Regions from separate parts of the Homo sapiens genome. Here region 2 is linked to region 1. A link is a contact called in ENCODE Hi-C or POLR2A ChIA-PET data. All regions are on one chromosome and are shown on one strand. Each heading gives the region's core, a stretch centred on a gene start or an enhancer-like site at or near the end of the contact. The rest is flanking DNA. Distances are from core to core; before and after follow the strand shown.

What was found. A loop is a pair of places that touch in the nucleus more often than their neighbours do. ChIA-PET counts read pairs that join two places held with the same protein, here RNA polymerase II (POLR2A). Pooled maps may share reads with other maps.
Region 2: a loop to region 1 is called in a pooled map, with 9 times the contacts of the local background. The contact joins the enhancer-like site here to the promoter of LPCAT4 in region 1. A Hi-C loop is called at or near these places in 2 of 37 single-sample maps with no recorded cell type and 7 of 50 pooled maps. POLR2A ChIA-PET finds 5 or more read pairs at or near these places in 6 of 52 experiments (HEK293, HEK293T, activated CD4-positive, alpha-beta memory T cell and 3 more).

The regions. Positions count from the first base shown.
Region 1 is chr15:34,365,946-34,373,373 of GRCh38, forward strand. It overlaps LPCAT4 (lysophosphatidylcholine acyltransferase 4), which reads right to left and starts at 1,251. Exons shown (of 14, transcript NM_153613.3): 1 at 1,042-1,251. The coding sequence starts at 1,155. RefSeq lists silencers at 656-745, 826-875, 996-1,455, 1,586-1,635 and enhancers at 1,411-2,406, 2,006-2,295, 3,751-3,810.
Region 2 is chr15:34,511,156-34,518,583 of GRCh38, forward strand. No RefSeq gene overlaps it. Among named protein-coding and RNA genes, the nearest start is that of MIR1233-2, 14 kb to the right of the region's middle. RefSeq lists silencers at 3,197-3,436, 3,867-4,096. Within about 2 kb of position 3,181, at least 15 of the 41 ENCODE cell types and tissues checked have a DNase peak (open chromatin) inside an H3K27ac peak, as active enhancers do.

The DNA.
Region 1 (7,428 bases), core at 1-2,500:
TTTATAAAACCGAAAGCCATAAAAAGCATCTAGCACTTAGAGGATTTAATAAGAATGCATGCGAAAGTGCAGGGCGCTGTGCTTGATGTACAGTAGGTTAGAGACAGGTCCTCCTCCCCCACATCTTATTCCATAAATAGCTCCTATGCCCAACAGAAACCAGGTGCACAGATCTTTCCACTTTGGGCCTAGGAGGCAGAGGGCTGTAAACAGCCAGAGGTCCAGTTTTCAGACCCGAGGTCATTTTCTGACACTGCTCAACAGCAATCTTAGAGTACCGGGGGATATGGGAGACAAGAGCTCGGCCCCACTCTGCAAGGGAGAGAGGCTGCCAGGAGCCAGGATGACTCCATAGGCTGCCTTGGGGAAGAAGCAGGTAAGCAAACCTAGCCCCTGGAGCCTGCCTCCGGGGAGGTGATGACAGCAGAAACCTTGGACACTCCCTCCCCACACCACCTCCCAGCTCCCCTAGGCTGGCGCGGCCCTCCACTTCCTGTAGCCAACCTCCCTCTCAGCCTCCCTGCCCCCACCGGGAGGTGCTGCAGTGCGGGGTGGAGGGGGGTTGGAGGGAGTGGGAAGAGGGAGTGTAGGAAGGGCACAGGGTCGCAGGCTCCCGGCCCAGAAACGTCTTCCCTCTAAGTCATGCCTCGGAGGAATACTCGGCACGCCCCCGCCCCCGCCCCCACCCCCGGCTTCCCGTAGACTCTAACTCCATCCTAGCCATCAGGCTCTGCAGAATGTAATCCGCATTCCCCAGCGTCCTTCATCTCTCCAACCCCAGGGTCCCCTGCAGCCCTCCATCCCCACCTACTCAGTTTTTCCACATCTTCGAGCTTGTCTATCGCCCAAGCCCGCAGCGTCCTCTCCAGGACTCCTTGCCCAACCGCGGCCGCCCCCACGTGCGCACCCCCGGACTCCCGCTCCGCAAGCCTCTCAGCCATCTCCTTCTCGTGGATCCCCAAGCCCACCTTTGCCAGGGCTCAAATGGCCCCATTTTCCTATCCTCACGGGTCCTTCCGACGCCCGCTCCCCACACATTACCTTAACCCTCTGGAGGCGAGAGAGATGTAACTCATGCACGAAGGGGTTGGGGGATGCTGGGGGTCCGGGGGTGGGATCTAGGGGGGCCCAGTCCCCCGGACTTCCCTGGCTCATGGCGGGAGAAGGTGGGAGGGAGGGCACCCCGGCCCTGGCCCCGGCCACCACTCTGCAGAGCAGCTGCTGCTGCAGCAGCGGCGGCGGCGGCGCTCTGGCCCGGGCCCCGCCCGGTGCAGGCGGCCGAGGGGCGGGGAGCAGGCGGCGCAGCCCAGCCCGCCCGCGTTGTCAGGGCGCCGGCCGAGGGGCGGGGCTTCCAGCGCCCTGGCGCCCCTGCTCCTCCGCGCCCGCCGCGGCGCCCGCAGCCGCTCGGGCCATTGTTCCGCGGCTGCCAGGGCTGGAGCGGGCTGCCCCTGGGCTTCTGCGCCTCCGTCGTTCCTCTCTGAAGACCTGGCCTCCGCCTCGGAGTGGGAGTGGGTCTGGGAGCTGAGCGCAGAGCTCAGAGCGCCCTCTGTCCCCGCCCGGGCGTCGAGGTCACCCAGCAAGCGCAGATCGGGGTGAGGCTCTTGGGTTGGTAGGCAGGGAGGGACAGGTGGGCCGGATGCAGAGGCCGGCAGCTCGCGGGTGAGGCGGCGCCCCGCTCTTCCTATGGGCTCCTTGGCCCGGTCCGCGCCTCCTCGCAGGCGGACCACCTTTCCTTCCCGGTCCGTGGGGCGCCATCGCGCGGGGACTTGAGGCACTTGCGTCCTCTGGCGGCTGCATGGCGCCCCGCAACTCTCCACCTCCGCGTCCTGCCTGTGCTAGGCAGGGCCGCCTTTACTGGTGTGAGGGTTGCTTGAACCCTTGAGGCGCCAGGAATCCCTAGTACACTGACGCATGTGCTTCCCATGAGCCCGACAAGGTCTGGCAGGGGAGAGGCAGTGGTTCCTGATCTCTGTCACTCTCTGGGTGAACGCAGAGGACACAGTAGTAATTCCCCTCACCCACAAGCTCCAAGCTACCCTAGAAAACAAATTGTTTAGCCTCAGGCCATCGTTTGAGATCAGGGACCAGGGAATTAAGTGGACTCTGAGATCCATTGCCATGACAAAAGGGGTAAGAGTCTCATTGCTTGAGGAAAGAATACGCCTTAAGTTCACTTTATGTCTTCTGCCCATTGCATGGCAGTTAGGGGAGCTGAAGGAAGAAAGTGAAAGAAAAAGAGACCTCTCATAACCAAGAGTGTTTGCCGCCACTGGCTTCTCCTTTAAACCAAACTCCAAATTAATCTGCTCCAGGAAATTTTCTGAGCCCAGGCTGAGAGGGTTGAAGGCTCATGCATCCTACTGAGACCAAGGAGCTGCACTGGGATGTTTTTGTATATAACACAGAGGTCCCAACACAAATACATCATTTCCACATTTTATTTTTGTATAGATAGGGTCTCGCTATATTGCCCAGGCTGGTCTCGAACTCCTAGCCTCAAGTGAGCCTCCCACCTCGGCCTTCCAAACTGTTGGGACTACAGGTAGTGAGCCGCCATGTACAACCCAAACCTTTTTTTTTTAAGCAGATGATTTCAGCTTTCTCACCAGAACCGAGAAAGTACAACTGCATGTATTAGTCTCCCTTGCCTTGCCTTTGGGGAGAAGTTTGTGTGTGTGTGTGTGTGTGTGTGTGTGTGTGTGTGTGTGTGTGTGTTTGTCTTTTGTTGTTGTTGTTTTGGGACGGAGTCGCGCTCTTGCTCTGTTGCCCAGGCTGGAGTGCAATGGCGTGATCTCAGCTCGCTGCAACCTCCGTCTCCCGGCTCCAAGCAATTCTCCTGCCTCAGCCTCCTGAGTAGCTAGGATTATAGGCGGGCACCACCACACCCGGCTAATTTTTGTATTTTTAGTAGAGACGGGGTTTCATCATATTGGTTAGGCTGGTCTCGAACTCCTCACCTCATGATCCACTCGCCTCAGCCTCCCAAAGTGCTGGGATTACAGGCGTGAGCCACCGCACCTGGCGGTTTTTTTTTTTTCTTTTTGAGATGGAGTTTCACTTTTGTTGCACAGGCTGGAGTGCAATGGCACAATCTCGGTTCACTGTATCCTCCGCCTCCCGGGTCAAGCGATTCTCCTGCCTCAGCCACCTGAGCAGCTGGGATTACAGGTGCCTGCCACCATGCCTGGCTAATTTTTTTTTTTTTTTTTTTTGTATTTTTAGTAGAGATGGGGTTTCACCATGTTGGCCAGGCTGGTTTCGAACTCATGACCTCAGGTGATCCACTTGCCTCTGCCAAAGTGCTGGGATTACAGGCGTGAGCCACCACGCCCAGCCTAGAAGGAGGTTTAAGGACTAAGATAATGTTCATAAGGTGGGAGACAGGGAAAGATGAGAGTGTAGGGAAGTTTAAATTTTTCCCTTGAATGTTTGATAATTTGAGTCTATAAAACAAACTGATTACATAGATTAAAGGGAAAAGAGGCCTACGCATTTTTTTTTTTTTTTTTTTTTTTGAGACGGAGTCTCGCTCTGTCGCTCAGGCTGGAGTGCAGTGGCACGATCTCAGCTCACTGCAACCTCCACTTCCCGGGTCACGCGATTCTCCTGCCTCAGCCTCCTGAGTAGCTGGGACTGCAGGTGCACGTCGCCATGCCTGGCTAATTTTTTTTTTTTTTTTTTGGTATTTCTAGTAGAGACAGAGTTTCGCCATGTTAGGCAGGCTGGTCTTGAACTCCTGACCTCAGGTGATCCGCCCGCCTCGGCCTCCCAAAGTGCTGGGATTACAGGTGTGAGCCACTGGGTCCGGTCTCCTACAAATTTTATTTGATGCACGCATGTGTGTGGGAGTCATACAAAATATAAAAACTCAAAGAAATGCCCAATGGTTGCTTTTATACCACCTTGAGGTTACAGAAAGAATGAGAGCTTGCATCTGGGCAAAACAGGTTATGGTGGCAAGACAGGTTATGGGAGGGGGAGAAGAAGAGGCCTGGCCAGCAAAGACGGTCTTGGTGAACAAATGAAATCTCACAGACAGTAGCCTTTAGAAGGAATAGGTGGTAAAGGTTTCTGTTAGACCTTTTAAGATGTCAGACTCTCAGTTAATCTTTCCTAAATCTGGACAAGGGAGAGCACCAGAGAAAGCCTTTCTGCATCGATGCAGATTCTCTGCAGATGCAGATCTCCCCCACAAAAGACAGCTTTGCAGGCTTTCTGAACAGTCATCTCAAAATACATCAAATTCAGAATGAAAATTTTTGGTGCTCTTCAAGAGCAATAAATACTATGAAAACCCAACTACAGGGGTAGAGTTTTGATAATCAAATATTTGCCGGTGTCAGTCATCCAGGATGAACTAAGAAGTTCATTTCTATGAATGAGTCATGAAAGCATCCACATTTCCCCTTTTTCTAGCCCCTCACCAAACTATTATGATGGCCTTTCTGCAGGCAGTCTGAGAAGGGGCAACCCAGTTGTAAAGAATAACGTTGAGAAATTGATCATCTCTGGTAGCATCTGTCACTCCCTTGAAAATATCCACCAGGCTAGACAGGTTTCTCCTCCACCTGACCCCTGTATCTGTATCAGTCACCATTACCTGGGAGTACTGGAGACAATGACATATCAATGGAATTCTGGATTATTGGATACCATTAATCTTCTGTTGGAAGGGGGAACCAGACAGAAGCCAGAAGTTACTTCTGTCTAGACTCCCTCCCAACCTCCCATGTTTTATAGCCTCAAAGAAGGCAGTCAGCATTCTCAGCATTCTTTTCTTCTTTTTCTTCTTCTCTTCCTCCTTCACCTCCTCCTCCCCTTCTTCCTCCTCCTTTCCCTTCTCCTCCTCCCCTTCCCCCTCCCTCTTCTTCCTTCTTCCTTCTTTCTTCTCCTCCTCCTCTTCATCCCCTCCCTCCTCCTTTCCCCCTCCTCCTTTTCCTCCTCTTCTCCTCATCCTCCCTCTCCTCCCCTCCTCTCCTTCCTCACTTCCCTTCTCCTCCTCCCCCTCCCCCTCCCTCCTCTTCTTCCTTCTTCCGTCTTTTCTTCTTCTCCTCCTCCTCCTCTCCGTCCCCTCTCTCCTTTCTCTCCTCCTCCTTTTCCTCCTCTTCTCCTCCTCATCCTCCCTCTCCTCCCCTCCTCCTCTTCCTCCTCCTCATCCTCCCTCTCCTCCCCTCCTCCCCTCCTCCTCTTCCTCTTCTCCCCTTCCCTTCCTCCTCCTTCTCTTCCCCCACTTCCTACCTCTCCTACTCCTCTTCCCCCATCTCCTCTTCCTTCTCCTTCTCCCCCTCTCCTCCCCCTCCCATCTCCTTCTCCTCCCCCCACCTCCTTCTCCTCCTCCTTCTTCTTTTAAATAGAGGCAGGGTCTTGCTTTGTTCGTCTTAAACTCCTGGGCTCAAGCAATCATTCTGCCTCAGCCTCCCAAAGTGCTGGGATTACAGGTGTGAGCCACTACTGGTGGCCCGTCCTTTTTAAATTTTTAATTTTATTAATCTTATTTTCATTTCTTTTTAATAGAGATAGGGTCTCACTATGTTGACCAGACTGGTCTGGAACTCCTGGTCTCAAGCAGTCCTTCTGCCTCAGCCTCCCAAAGTGCTAGGATTACAGGTGTGAGCCACCACACTAGGACAAGATTTATTTCTGTTATGAACTGAATGTTTGTGTCTCTCTTCCCCCAGTTCATATGTTGAAGCCCTAGACCCCAATGTGATGGCTATTTGAAGGTGGAGTCTTTGGGAGATAATTGGGTCTAGATTAGATCATGAGGGTAGGACCCTTATGATGGGATTAGTGCCCTTAAAAGAAGAGAGAGAGGGAGAGGGAGAGAGGGAGAGAGGGAGGGAGGGAGAGAGAGAGAGAGAGAGAGAAAGAAAGAAAGAAAGAGATCTTTCTTTCCATGAGTACATATGGAGGAAACGACATGTGAGCACACAGTGAGAAGACAGCTGTCTACATATCAGAAAGTTGGCTCTCACCAGACAACGAATCTGCAGGCATCTTGATCTTGGACTTCCCAGCCCCTAGAACTGTGATAAATAAATTTCTGTTGTTTAAGCCACCCAGTTGATGGCATCTTATTACAGCAGCCTGAGAAGATTAAGACAATTTCTTAAAGGTTCTTAGAGACGATTCCATAGCTTTCTTTTATCTCTTATTTAAAGGAGGGCAGGTTTCTGTACATCTTGTGTTTTCCAAGATAGTTCCAATAATTTTATAATTTCATTTTTTTTCAATTAAGGCAATTCATACATGCATAGTTACACATAATTTTACTTTTATGACTTTAATATTGTATTTTTTTAATGTGCACTTTTATTGAACTGGTCTCAAGTCAGTGTACAGGTAACCCCTTGCTACTTTCACACCTCCATCCAATCCCAGGGAGACCAAAAGCCTTCATACACCTCAAGTTTAGGGACAAAAAGTGTGGCCACAATGGCTCATTCAAAATAAAACAAAATAGGCCAGACGCAGTGGCTCATGCCTGTAATCCCAGCACTTTGGGAGGCCAAGGCAGGCTGATCACTTGAGCTCAGGAATTTGAGACCAGCATAGGCAATATGGTGAAAACCCATCTTTACCAAAAATACAAAAAACTAGCCAAGCAGGGTGGTGCACTTCTGTGGTCTCAGCTACTCGGGAGGCTAAGGTGGGAGGATTACTTGAGCTGGGGAGCTGGAGGTTGCAGTGAGCTGAGATCGCCTCACTGCATTCCAGCCTGGGTGACAGAGTGAGACCCTGTCTCAAAAAAGAGTAAAAACAAAACAAAAACAAAATACAAAGTTATTAAGGCTAAGATTTAAAACATTTTGCATTATGTAATTTGCATGAAAGCAATGCTATCACCTCCCCTGTGTGGACTTAGGAGAGGACTGGGCCATTTTCCTTAGATAGAAGTGGAGTGGCTTTTGGGAGGGCAAAGGAACTTCCTGTAACAATACATTTCATGATATTTGCAATGACTATTAAAAAAAAAAGAACAGGCCTGGCGTCGTGGCTCATGCCTGTAATCCTAGCATTTTGTAAGGCTGAGGCAGACACATCACCTGAGCCCAGGAGTTTCAGACCAGCCTGGGCAACATAGTGAGACCCCTTTTCTACAAAAGATAGAAAAATTAGCAAGGCACGGTGGTGTGCACTGTAGTCCCAGTTATTTGGGAAGCTGAGGTGGGAGGATCACCTGAGCCCTGGAGGTTGAGGTTGCAGCGAGCTGTGATTGGGCCACTGCACTACAGCCTTGGTGACAGAGTGAGACCCTCAGAGTGAGGCCCTGTCTCAAAATAAATAAATAAAATAAAAATTAAAAATAACTATGTACAATCCAAGTTCTTGGCCACATTGTAGAACTTTGGGGGATGCTCATTCCAACAGACTGTTGTCACTTTCACTGTTCCAGTTTGTAAATCCTGAATCATCAAGCCAAAAAAA
Region 2 (7,428 bases), core at 1,931-4,430, 150 kb after region 1:
CAAATGCTACAACATGTTCAAAGTTTGTTCAGTTTAAGAGACAATCTATTTTGAAAGACATCTAAAATGACGACCAATATTTAAACCTATGCATTAATATTTTTCAATCATATGCTTTAAATTTTGTAATTTTGTTAAGGTTAAGCTTTATATCCATCTGGAAAAAAGTTTTCTATTTGTCTTTAAAATATGACCTACAATATACCAGTTTTTAAACAATGAATGGTGCTCAAAAATTGCAATATAAATTCAGGCAGTGTTCCTTACATAGAATGTTTAAAGGCTTCTAACACTGCTCTTCTTCACCGGTTATGAAAACACATTACCATTATCTAAGCATCTAATTATTCAGGTCCTTTGTTTCTCCTCTATTCTATTAATTTTATAGTAATTTTAAGGCCTGTGAGGATGAAGTTGTCTGTGACAGCTACCACAAAGGTTACTATAAGTGGACAAATTTCAAACAAGTTTATCACCACTACCATCCCCACCATAAAACTGTCTTAATCAAGGGCAACACATTTCAAGGTTAACCAAGACAACCTCTTTACCTGTCACTGCTTAAGAAAAGGACTTTTTGGTCTTATTTAGAAATAACTTTCTCTATCTATTTTTCTCCATAAATCCACTGAGATCAATGTATGGCTCTATCTCAAGCACCAGCAAGCAAAACTACCTGCCAGAATGTGCAGTTTTTGTATCTTTCCAAGTGTAGGACACAGCTATCTTTTGACATCACAATTTTTAAAAAATTGATGCACAAACTTCTTCTTGAACGTTCAGCCAGGCATGGTGGCTCATGCCTGTAATCCCAGCATTTTAGGAGGCTGAGGCAGGTGGATCACGAGGTCAGGAGTTCGAGATCAGCCTAGCCAAGATGGTGAAACCTGTTTCTACTAAAACTGCAAAAATTAGCCGGGTGGTGTGGCAGGTGTCTATAATCCCAGCTACTCAGGAGGCTGAGGCAGGAGAATCACTTGAACCGGAGTGGCGGAGGTTGCAGTGTGACGAGATCACACCACTGCACTCCAGCCTGGGTGACAGAGTGAGACTCCAACTCAAAAAAAAAAAAAAAAAAAAAAAAAAGGAAAAGAAAATAAAGTTCAGACATACAGCAGTTGTAATTCTAAGTTCAGACATACAGCAGTTGTAATTCTAAGTTCAGACATACAGCAGTTGTAATTCCTCTGAAGGCTGGTTATGGGACACATCACTTTCATACTTTGCTGTTCAATAAATGTGGGCTGGAGAATAAAGTAAACTGACAGAATTACCATATAAAATAAAATTCTAAGTGCTCTGACAACAAGAGAACCTTAAAATACACACACACACAGACACACACACAGTTTTCCCTGCTAATCATTTTACAACTAAACAACCAAGTAGCTAACGCAGAGCCCACAAAAGCGGAGTAAAAATTCTAACACTTCGTAAAATAAAAATGCACATATACCCCTGTGATCTAAAAAAAATGCTTAAGTATTCAAAGACAGCAATTACAGCTACTGAGAACATCGTTGTGAGCAAACAGAGGCAGAGAAAACAAAGGTGCTGATGAGGATTTGAAGCACCTAACCTGCAGAAACCCACTGGGTGATTTCCTAGGTTCCAGGGTGGCATTATCTTTCAGAACGATCTTCAAGAAGAGGTCACATGACACTGTTACAAAGGATCTGGAGAAAGAGACCCTTGCTTTATCTCTCCGGCTCTCCAGTCATGCTTCACATTTTCGCTTCTTACACTCTTTCACATGAAGTCCATTTACACACCTCCATCAAGCCCTTAGAGACCTTTTTGCACTATCCATGACAAGTTCTGGATGTCATCTCTGCACTTTTGACAAATTCTTAGCAGTTAACTTACAGGGCAGTTAAGATTTTTGTTCAAGCACAATATAGCTAGAATAGGGTCATATACTCAATAAAACAAATATTTACCAAGCACTTATTGAGTGGAAGATAAAAAGCACAAAGCATAATTACAAAATATTCTCCCCTGCCACCATAAAAGAATTTCTTAAAGGCTTACAGAATATAGCATAACGTGACCAAAACAAAAATAGTAAGGACTGAAGAGGGGAGGAAGGGAAAATATCAGCATGAACTCAATATGACCCAGAAGAGCCTTGATGGTCAGACGTGTAAAGACGAGTTGGGTAGGGTTAAAGGGTGGAGGTCAGGGGCACAGGTCAGGGGCACATTCTACAAGGGAAAAACAGCTGATACAGAAGCCTGAAAGGAAAAGCGGGCAGAGCACCTGTACAGGACTCTTACCTGCGGCATCTACCATACAATGCGCCTTTCCAGAACACAGCAGTGCGCAGCCAGCCCCTGGGGAGAGGGATCACTCAAACAGCACCAGAGGCTGCATTCCAACTTTTCTTCCATCAACGACTCCGTTTTCATTGTTAGTTTCTCCTTCAACACAAACTTGAAACCAATTGGCTGAACACGCGGGAGCAAGGAAAACCTGACTGAAGAATGAGGCGTTAAAACTTAAGGGCCTTGGGTCCTGGCGCGGTGGCTCACACCTGGAATCCCAGCACTTTGGGAGGCAGAGGTGGGTCATTTGAGGTCAGGAGTTTGAGACCAGCCTGGCCAACACGGTGAAACCCCGTCTCTACTAAAAACACAAGTTAGCCAGGCGTGGTGGCGGGCGCCTGTAATCACAGCTACTCGGGAGGCTGAGGCAGCAGAATCGCTTTAACCAGTGGACTGTCAAGAGAGATAGGCTGCAATGAGCCGAGATCGCGCCACTGCACTCCAGCCTGGGTGACAGAGTGAGACTCCCTCAAAAGAAAAAAGAATTTTTTTTTTTTTGAGAGAAGTCTCCCTCTTATCCCCCAAGTTTGAGTGCAACGGCTGGATCTCAGCTCACTGCAACCTCCGCCTCCCGGGTTCAAACGATTCTCCTGCCTCTGCCTCCCAAGTAGCCGCGATTAAATCTCCTGCCAACACGCCTGGATAAGTTTTGTATATTTTAGTAGAGACGGAGTTTCACCATGTTGGCCAGGCTGGTCTCTAACTCCTGACCTCAGGTGATCGCCCGCCTCTGCCTCCCAAAGGGATTACAGGCGTGAGCCACTGCGCCCAGCCAAAATACCGAAAATCTTAAAGGTCTTTCCCCTTCCCCGCCTGGGCTCAAAAAACGCCGGAGCCGCCCTGCACCGCCCTGTCGCGGTCTCCGGAGCAGGCTGGCCGACTGAGGGCGACCATGGGTCCCAAGAAGGCTCCGGCAGTCGCGGGCTCCCACCTCGGGGCGCGGCGACGGGGGCCTAGAGGGGCCAACAGCCCCCAAGCTTACGCCACGCGAGGAGTCGGAGAGACGCGCCCTCCCCTCTCCTCCCACCCAAGCCTCCGGCAGTCCCGGGCCGGGGCTGGGCCAGTTGCGGGAGAAAGGGGCGGGGAACTGGGGCCTCTCTGGGGAAGGCTCCCCTTTGTCCTGGGACTCCGGGCGCCCCCTCTCTGCCCTCGCCCTGCCCCGCGAGGCCGCCGCCGGGCGCCTCACAGTCATGTTGCAGTGGAGCGTGAGCGGGGGCTGCGGCTCCTGGTTCTTGTGGAAGATAGTCCCAGAAACTTCCCTTTGGCCTTGAACCCTGACACGGACATCTTCCACTCATCTACGGCGGGAGGGGCGCGGAAGGGGAGCCTGTCCGGAGCCGCTGTCACGGCCGCGACTACCCAGCGGGGCCGCCCAGCCGAGCTTTCGCGACTCTGCCTCTGCCTGCCGCCTGGACCCTTGTGGGAGCGCGGCTGGAAAATGGCAAGGGCACGGAGGCCTTGGCGGGAGCTGTGTGGCGGCCTGGGGGGCTGCTCCCTTTGTAACCGACTCCACCCACAGGAGGCGCGGCTCCTGTCAAGCCGCAGCTTCAAAGGGCAACATAACCACTGCCCCCACTACCGCCTGGGAAAGGGCTGCCCCTACCCTGCCCCCGTCACCCTCACCCCTCACCCCTCAACCAGGCGGGCCCTGCGCGCACCAGTTTCGGCGGGTGCACGAGTCCAGAGCGTGCGCGCGCTCCCGGCTGCCCCCTCCTCCCTTGACCCAGCACCTTTCTGCCCGACCCATCTGGTTCCTTCCTCACACTCGCCGACTGGAAGCTCAGGGCGGCACAGCCACTAACTCTCTCTCTCTCTCTCTCTCTCTCTCTCTCTCTCTCTCTCTCTCTCTCTCTGTGTGTGTGTGTGTGTGTGTGTGTGTGTGTGTGTGTGTGTGTCCCAAGGGAACAGAGCACTGCTGAGTTCAGGCAGATGATAACTCGTTCCTGGACGGTCAGCAAAATACAGTCCCAAGAAGGCTCTGTGCTGATTTGTCTTTTGCGGTGACATCATGTTGCTCATGTTTTATGTTTTTCGGAGTTCATTAGTTTCTTTTTGTTCTCAGTTAATATCCAGCTCAATAGATTGTGTAAGTAGAATACCCCCAAACTGAAAGTCACCTACATAAAATATAGTGAAAAATATGTCACCCACTTAAACTGTAGTTGAAAACATGTACACTTTAGTTTTGCGTAGTCAACACTGGATCCCAGGGCTAGACTGCCTGGGTTCAAGTTCCAACGTAGCCACTTGCTGGCTGTGAAATACTTGACAGCTTTAAGCCCCAGTTTCTTTTTTTGTTTTAACTTCATCCCGAATGTGATAGTAAGTCTCAGTTTCTTGATCTGAAAAAGAGAAATGATTCAATGAGAGTCTAGTGAAAACTTTAAAGTTTTTAAAGCGACTACCTGGCTAAGGAAAGTCCTCAGCCTTAGCCGTTATTAGCTATGATTATTATTGTGTTGGCTACACGTGCACTAATGAGGCAGGAAAATGCTCAAGGATAACAACCAAGTATGCAAATTATCTCATCAGACCGAGAGGGAGGCATATGTGTGCATGCTCACGTTTCAGCTCAGAGCCCTTTGTCTAGAAGGCTCTTGAACTCAGAGGTCCAGGCACTATCAGCTTTGCAGTGGAGCCATCACTTTTGTTGATCAATGAAATTGACATAATGCTTTTTTTTTTAAAGCACCAACCGTGTGCCTCAAGCTAACTGTCAAGAAAAGCATGCGTCAGTTGGCTGGAGTGAGCAATTCAACTCGTGGAGGAATGAGAAATGTTAGCGTTGAGACGAGAAACATAAAACCCCAGGTTAAGGTAGGAATCACTGAAAGTCAGGCAAAGGAACTGACATCCAGTAATGAGTTAGGCTTTGCCGGGCTCTGGCCCTACAGATGGCTCTTTGGAGAGGAAAAAATTAAGCCAGGCCTGAGGGCACAGATCCTAAGGGAATGCTGGCAGCTCTGGGCTGTCTATGGAAGAGAAGCAGAGGGTAGCGCCTGGTTGAAAGAGGGTGCTGGGGGACATAGCTTGAGCCTGTGTTTACAGATGGAGTCCCCTGATTCCTGAGACTGGGAAAAGAGATCGTGCCCGGATCAGGGGACCTCAAATCACAACTCTTCCCACCCACACCCCTTCTTTTCAGGGCGTCTGTCGCTGCAAACTACAGGTAAACTAGTTGGAAAGCTCCGCAGATTCTCACGGTGGTGCCCAGCAGGCCAGCCCTAGCTGCCCTTTAACCTGTGACTGAGGATGATGCCACTGGCCTGTAAGCACACATTGGAAAATCTTTACACCCATAGACACGCCATGCCCCACAGAGACAGCTGTGCAGGGTTCTTTAGGTTTGGGGTGCTGTGCTGGCAGTTGCCTTATAAATATGTAGGATTAAAATGGGATGCCCTGGAGCTTAGCTAACCTTTATCCTCCCCCCACTCCCCACCCCCAAAATGAAGGGGCTGCTAGTTTTGTTTGCTTTATGAAAGATGGATCTGTCATTGTTTTTAGAACCTTTGGAGAAAGATTTCTTGGGAGGAAGCGATCCTGAACCCCCAGAGATTTTTCTCATTTACTGGCGCACCAGCTTTAGAGTCCTAGGTCTTCATCTTGGCCCAGCCACCCTCCAACTGTGTGACCTTTGAGAAGCTGTTTGACTAAACTGAATCTCGTTGTCACCTATGAGTGGAGGTTGCTACGTTGTTACTGTGTGGAGCACCTACCCCCAGGCACTCTTATAGGGTGATGGTGAAGATTCAATGCAACAATAAGGCGGAAGGAGGAGGCTGGCTTGAAGCCGGGAGTTCAAGACTAGCCTGGGCAACAAAGCCAAACCTCATTTATTTAAAATGTTTATTTAAAGATGTTTATTTAAAAATTAGCTGGACTTGGTGGCTTATGCCTGTAGTCCCAGCTACTCGGGAGGCTGAGGTGAGACCAATTGAGCCCAGGAGTTTGAGGATGCAGTGAGCCGTGATCGCACCACTGCACTCCAGCCCAGGCAACAGAAAGAGACCCTATCTCAAAGAAATGAATAAGTAAATAAATAAATAAACAAACAAATAAAATAATGCATGCAATCGGTACACTAGTACATGCTCAGGCACATGATAAATGCTCGATAAATGGTAGCCCCAGTAAACTTTGTAATGTTTTGGGAGAGGATGTCCTTTGGACTCAGCCCGGTGACAAAAGCATTTGAAAAGACTGATGTGTATGATGGCTATTTCCTACAGGTACAAGTCTGTACCTCCAGGGACCCAAGGCATTGGCTCGACTGGGTAACTTGTTCTGTTTACTCTTGTTTTGGGCAGCACCGATTGCCCTAGGGCTAAGCAGGACTGCCACCCCAGACTCGATTGCCAACAGTATCCCCCTCCCCAAGCTAGCCATGGGAAAGCCACTTGCATCGTAAGACTACAGAAAATCAAAGGGAAGAAAAAGCACAATTTAGTCAGCTACTCTCCAGTTGATGGGCAATAAGTTTTTGCTATTTTGAACAGAGCTGCATGCCTTGTCCACATCCCCTGTTTTATATAGTCAAGAATTTGTCTTGGATGTAGAGTAGAGTTGCTGGGCGGGGAGGAGTGTGAATATTCAACCTTATGAGATGGAGCCAAACTGTTTTCCAAGGTGGTCATACCAGTGTATGCTCCCAGCAGCAGGCAGCAGTTCTTTTTTTTTTTTTTTTGAGACAGGGTCCGCCCAGGCTAGAGTGCCGTGGCACGATCTTGGCTCATTGCAAGCTCTGCCACCTGGGTTCACCCCATTCTCTTGCCTCAACCTCCTGAGTAGCTGGGACTACAGGTGCCCGCCGCCATGCGTGGCTAATTTTTTCTTATTTTTTTAGTAGAGACGGGGTTTCACTGTGTTAGCCAGGATGGTCTCGACCTCCTGACCTTGTGATCCACCTGCCTCGGCCTCCCAAAGTGCTGGGATTACAGGTGTGAGTCACTGCGCCCGGCCCAACAGCAGTTCTTAAGAGATCTCCAGGATCTCTATCTTCTGGTGATGTCACAAGCAGTCAAAAGAATAAAAGCCAGCTATAAGCAACAATAAGAATCTGAACAATATACTATTAAGGGGAAAAAAACAAATTCCAGAAGGA